Regions from separate parts of the Homo sapiens genome. Here region 2 is linked to region 1. The links are chromatin contacts, found by Hi-C or POLR2A ChIA-PET in ENCODE. All regions are on one chromosome and are shown on one strand. Each heading gives the region's core, a stretch centred on a gene start or an enhancer-like site at or near the end of the contact. The rest is flanking DNA. Distances are from core to core; before and after follow the strand shown. Region 1 overlaps GNG7 (G protein subunit gamma 7). Region 2 holds the start of GNA15 (G protein subunit alpha 15).

Evidence for each region. A loop is a pair of places that touch in the nucleus more often than their neighbours do. ChIA-PET counts read pairs that join two places held with the same protein, here RNA polymerase II (POLR2A). Pooled maps may share reads with other maps.
Region 2: a loop to region 1 is called in a map with no recorded cell type, with 4 times the contacts of the local background. The contact joins the promoter of GNA15 here to the enhancer-like site in region 1. A Hi-C loop is called at or near these places in 1 of 37 single-sample maps with no recorded cell type and 2 of 50 pooled maps. POLR2A ChIA-PET finds 5 or more read pairs at or near these places in 2 of 52 experiments (MCF 10A and activated naive CD8-positive, alpha-beta T cell).

Annotation. Positions count from the first base shown.
Region 1 is chr19:2,626,059-2,628,758 of GRCh38, forward strand. The region is part of intron 2 of GNG7 (G protein subunit gamma 7); the gene reads right to left. Among named protein-coding and RNA genes, the nearest start is that of MIR7850, 3.3 kb to the right of the region's middle. RefSeq lists an enhancer at 923-2,122. Within about 2 kb of position 1,398, at least 31 of the 41 ENCODE cell types and tissues checked have a DNase peak (open chromatin) inside an H3K27ac peak, as active enhancers do.
Region 2 is chr19:3,134,699-3,137,398 of GRCh38, forward strand. GNA15 (G protein subunit alpha 15) reads left to right here and starts at 1,335. Exons shown (of 7, transcript NM_002068.4): 1 at 1,335-1,897. The coding sequence starts at 1,753.

The sequences.
Region 1 (2,700 bases), core at 148-2,647:
ATGACAGGCGTGAGCCATGGCGCCCGGCCTGATTATTTCATTTACTCCCTGCAGCAACCCTGGACTGCAGGGGTGGTGATCACCCCCCATTTTACCAAACAGAAGCAGAGAGTGACCGCGGGTGCCCACCTGACCCCGTGTCTCCAGCGGGAACGTGAAGCTGATGCTGCTCCCGCCCCAGGCCTGAAGCCGGCCCCCTGCCCCAAACCAGCCTGACCAGCGGCACCGTGGAAACCCACCGGGATCTCTGCCACCCACAGGAGGCTGGGGCATCTCTCACCCCCTCTGTGCCTCAGTTTCCTAATCTGTCACACAGGGAGGCTGGACCCAAACCAATTGATTGTTGTCATGGGTGGAGCCGGAACCCGCTATGGCTCCCTCCTGCCCTCGGGATAAAATGCAGCCTCTGCCGTGCGGCCTCCTCACTCCCTCCCTCTCACCTTTTCAAGGTCCTGGAACCATCTCTGCACCTGTATCCCCCACCCCACCTGTCACCTTCAGGGCACTAGCAACACTCAACTCATGTCACTTCCTCCAGGAAGCCCTCCCTGAATTCCCGAACAAAGCTCCTGGTGTGGGCACCTGCTTTCACTCTTGGGCGGTGTTGTCTTCATCGGTTCACTCAATCAGGGTCTCAACTGGGGTAATTCTGTCCCCTCAGGGGACACTGGGCGGTGTCGGGGGACATCTGTAATTGTCATGACGGAGGGAAGTGGGACCTTCCCTGACTAATATTCCCTCACATCGGTCCATGCTCCTGGCATGGAGTGGGTGGAGGCCAGGGATGCTGCTCAGCACCCTGCAGTGCCCAGGACGGCCTCACCCCAGAGAACAGTCCAGTGTCAGTGTCCACAGTGCCCAGGGGGAGAGACCTGCTTTAATTATTTGGGAATAAACTGAGTGTCCTCCCTACTCACACCAGACACTGGAATAAACTCCAGATGGAGCAGACGGCATAAACCCGGGAGCCCCAGCTCCTGGGACTCATCTCCTCTCTCTCTTCCCACTCAGGTGTGGATTTCAATGTGTGCAGCCTCCTGGGACCTCCGCAGGGCAGAGGATCATGGGATGCAGAATCTCTTGGGGTCTGTGGAATCTTCTATCCCAGAGGGTCTCAACCAAGGTGTTTCTGTCCCAGGGGACGCTGGGTGATGTCTGGGGATATTTGTGGTTGTCATGACTGGGGGTGCTCCTGGCATGGAGTTGGTGGAGGCCAGGGACACTGTCAGCACCCTGCAGTGCCCAGGATGACCCACCCCAGAGAACGATCCACCTCACATGTTAAATGGCGGTAAGGGGGTGAACCCACCCCCTGCATGGCTCCAGGGGCACCCAGAGTGGGGCCCCAGCCCTGTGGCCGCCTCTCCTCCCACTTCCTCCGGGCGCCTGTCCTCTGCACCTGCATCCTCTGGCCCTGGCTCCCTTCAGAGCTGGTCACAGCTGGCAGCCCGCGTGCTGTAAACACCCACCCAGGCGTGCCAGCCAGACCTGGCTTTCTGTCACTCCCGGCTGATTCTGAATTCCCAGTCTCACATGGGCCAGAGGGTGACTGGCTCGAGACTTGCCTCTCATTACGAGCAAAGCTCTGATTCAGCCGGAATATTAGTCAGGGTACAGCATGTCACATTCCAGGAGGCTGATCAGCTCCGACCTCAACACCGGCAGCTGACTCAGCCCGGGGAGTTGCATGTGCTGACTACTCCTTCTGAGCCTCACAGTTATGTTCTCGAGATTTCACTCAGTGTCCTATGGTGTCACTGGTCCTGGTCGCAGACACAGACTCACCTGTGTGCAGGAGGTCAGGTGAGGATCGGTCCCAGCACCTTCATTCTTTGTTTCTTTCACTCACTCAGTAAACATCTGGTGAAGACTTGGACCAGATCCCTGATCTTAATGAAGGAGGTGACGGTCCGGCCCAGGTGACAGGCACAGTTAATGTGATGATCACAACACAGTTGCCATGTGACCCTGGGCACGTCAGCCCCTCTCAGCTACTGTTTTCTCCTATGTGAAGTGGAGATCATTATCTCAATCTCAACATGGCAAACAACACGGCAAGTGTATGAGTCAGCTACTGCTGAGTAACAACAGCGGCAACAAAGACACCATTTGCCATCTCACAACTTCTGTGTGTCAAGAGTCTGGCTTAACTGGGTCCCCCGCTCAGAGTCTTATAAGCCTAAAATCAAGGTATGGGCTGGGCCGAGTTGTCATCTGGAATTTGGGGTCCTCTTCTGAGCTAGTTTGGTTATCGGCAGAATTCATTTCCTTGCAGCTCTAGGAATGAGGTCCCTGTTTACCTACTGGCTGTTGGATGTGAGTGCTCTGAGCCCCTAGAGGCTACTCTCAGGTGTCTGCCACATGGACCCTCCACAGGCAGCTCACGACATAGCTGTTTGCTTTCTTTAAGGCAAGAAACCCCTTCCCTTTCTCTCTTTCTTTCAACTGTGGTGTGTGTGTGTGTGTGTATATATATATATAACATAAGACGGATCATCTTAACCACGTTTATGTGTACGGTTCAGTGATGTTAAGTATACTCACACTGCTGTGCAATGGCTCTCCAGAACCTTCCATCTTGTAAAACTGAGACACTGTATCCACTGAACAACAGCTCCCCTCTTCCCTCCCCCAGCCCCTAGCACCCACCATTCTCCCTTCTGTCTCTCTGAATTTGACACCTCGGGATGTGCTTCTGGT
Region 2 (2,700 bases), core at 85-2,584, 510 kb after region 1:
GATGTGAGCTCCCGCACTCACCTGGCCAAATTTTTTATTCTTTTATTTTTTATTTTTTTTGAGATGGAGTCTCACTTCGTCGCCAGGCTGGAGTGCAGTGGCACGATCTCAGCTCACTGCCACCTCTGCCTCCCGGGTTCAAGCGATTCTCTTGCCTCAGCCTCCCAAGTAGGTGGGACTACAGGCGTGCACCACCACGCCCGGCTAATTTTTGTATTTTTAGTAGAGACGGGGTTTCGCCGTGTTGGCCAGGCTGGTCTCGATTTCTTGACTTTGTGATCTGCCCGCCTTGGCCTCCCAAAGTATAGGGATTACATGCGTGAGCCACCAGGCCCAGCCTAAAATTTATTTTATTATCTGTTCTTTAACTAGAACCTTAGGTAAGGAGGTCTGGGATCTGTGTCTCTTGGCTACCGTGCCTGGCACACAGTTGGCGCTCCATGAATGCACGCACAATGAAGGGATGGCCCTGCCTGGAATCTGCCTGGTAGGCGTCTAGACTCTGGGGCCCCGCAGGTGAGGGATAGGCTCCCGGCTCTGCCTTGTGCCAGCCCCACCGGTCACTCCCCTGCTCTATGCCTCAACCTCCTCATCAGTCAAACAGGGATGACAGTAGTAACTATACAGGGTGATGTGAGTGTAAAACCAGCTAATGTGAGCCAAAACCCGGCTAATTTTTGTATCTTTAGTAGAGACAGGGTTTCGCCATGTTGGCCAGGCTGGTTTCGAACTCCTGACCTCAGGCAAGCTGCCCACCTCTGCAGGGTGGATCACCTGAGGTCAGGGCAGAGTCGCTGGAAACAGTCCATGACACCTGGCCTGAGCTGTTTCTTAAAAATATATCAGAAGGGCCGAGCGTGGTGGTTTATGCCTGCAATCCCAGCACTTTGGGAGGCCGAGGCGGGTGGATCACCTGAGGTCAGGAGTTTGAGACCAGCCTGGCCAACGTGGTGGAACCCTTTCTCTACTAAAAATCCAAAGTTAGCCCGGCGTGGTGGTGGATGCCTGTAATCCCAGCTACTCGAGAGGCTGAGGCAGGAGAATTGCTTGAACCTGGGAGGCAGATGTTGCAGAGTCAAGATCCTGCCACTGCACTCCAGCCTGGGCAATAAGAGTGAAACTCTGTCTCAAAAAAAAAAAAAAAAATATATATATATATATATATATATATATATATATATATATATATATATACACATATATATATATACACACACATATATATATGATATATATATAATGTATCAGCAGTAGCACGGGTCTGACGGTTCCTGATTGGCTCCGAGGAGGGGGACAGCTCCGGGTGAAGCCTGAGGAGAATCCGCCCCTTCTCCAGAAGGAGGAAGAAGGGCCCTGCTGGTCACACAGGACCCAGTCTGCGGTGGGGGTTTTCCCGCCACCGCCCCGCCCTCCCTGGGGCCCCCACCTCACCCTCTCCTGGCACCCTTCACCGTCAACCTGTCGGGCCGGGTCTGAGCAGGTCTGGAGGTGGGCGGGGAGCCCTGGCCTCCCCACCTCCTCCCGTCCCCACCCTGTTCCCAGCACTCAAGCCTTGCCACCGCCGAGCCGGGCTTCCTGGGTGTTTCAGGCAAGGAAGTCTAGGTCCCTGGGGGGTGACCCCCAAGGAAAAGGCAGCCTCCCTGCGCACCCGGTTGCCCGGAGCCCTCTCCAGGGCCGGCTGGGCTGGGGGTTGCCCTGGCCAGCAGGGGCCCGGGGGCGATGCCACCCGGTGCCGACTGAGGCCACCGCACCATGGCCCGCTCGCTGACCTGGCGCTGCTGCCCCTGGTGCCTGACGGAGGATGAGAAGGCCGCCGCCCGGGTGGACCAGGAGATCAACAGGATCCTCTTGGAGCAGAAGAAGCAGGACCGCGGGGAGCTGAAGCTGCTGCTTTTGGGTGAGTCCAGGGTCGGTGGGCGGTGGGTGGTGGGCAGTGGGCGGTGGCCAGCCGGCAGGGGTGTCGGGGCAAGGAGGCGGATCAGGCTAGGTCAGACATTGGCATCGTGGAGCCGTCGCCTCCTCCCAGGGAATGGGGAGCCTGGAACCCATTTTCCAGATGAGAAAGACTGAGGTTCAGAGAAGCCAAGTTCCTTGTCCAACGTGCGACCAGCGGCCAGGTGCCCAGGCCTGTCCACTGTGTGGGGCATATACAATAGCAGACGTGGCTCTACCGGGCCCCTGCCGGGCAGGCCCAGCACGCCCTACCTGTCTGTGTCATGGCGAGGGAATGATGAGCTCAGGTGTGCAACCCGTTCTGGCCAGCCCACCCGTAAGGGAGGGGCCGGCTCCAGCCTCTCCTTCACCAGGACGCTCCCTCTCGCCTTTACCTCCCTGCCATGGCTGGAGAGGGCTTGTCTAGGGCTCCTTTGGGGGCTAGAAAGGATGGATTGATTGGTTCATTGGTTCATTCATTCATTATTCATTCATTTAAGATTTATTGGGTAGCTCCCAGGAACGAGGCAGCCAAACAGGGGAAGATATTTCTGTCTTCCTGGATCTCATTTCCTGTGAAGGAGCCAAGACATTTAGTCTGTAAACTCATAAGCAGATAAAATAATTCTGGCAACAAGAATTATCTAGGAGAAAACAAAACAGGGTGATGGCTTCCATGCGGAGGCTTCAGATGGGGGAGTCGACGTCAGTAACGGTTCAAGATTCTGAACTCTGGCTGGGTGCAGTGGCTCAAGCCTGTGATTTCAG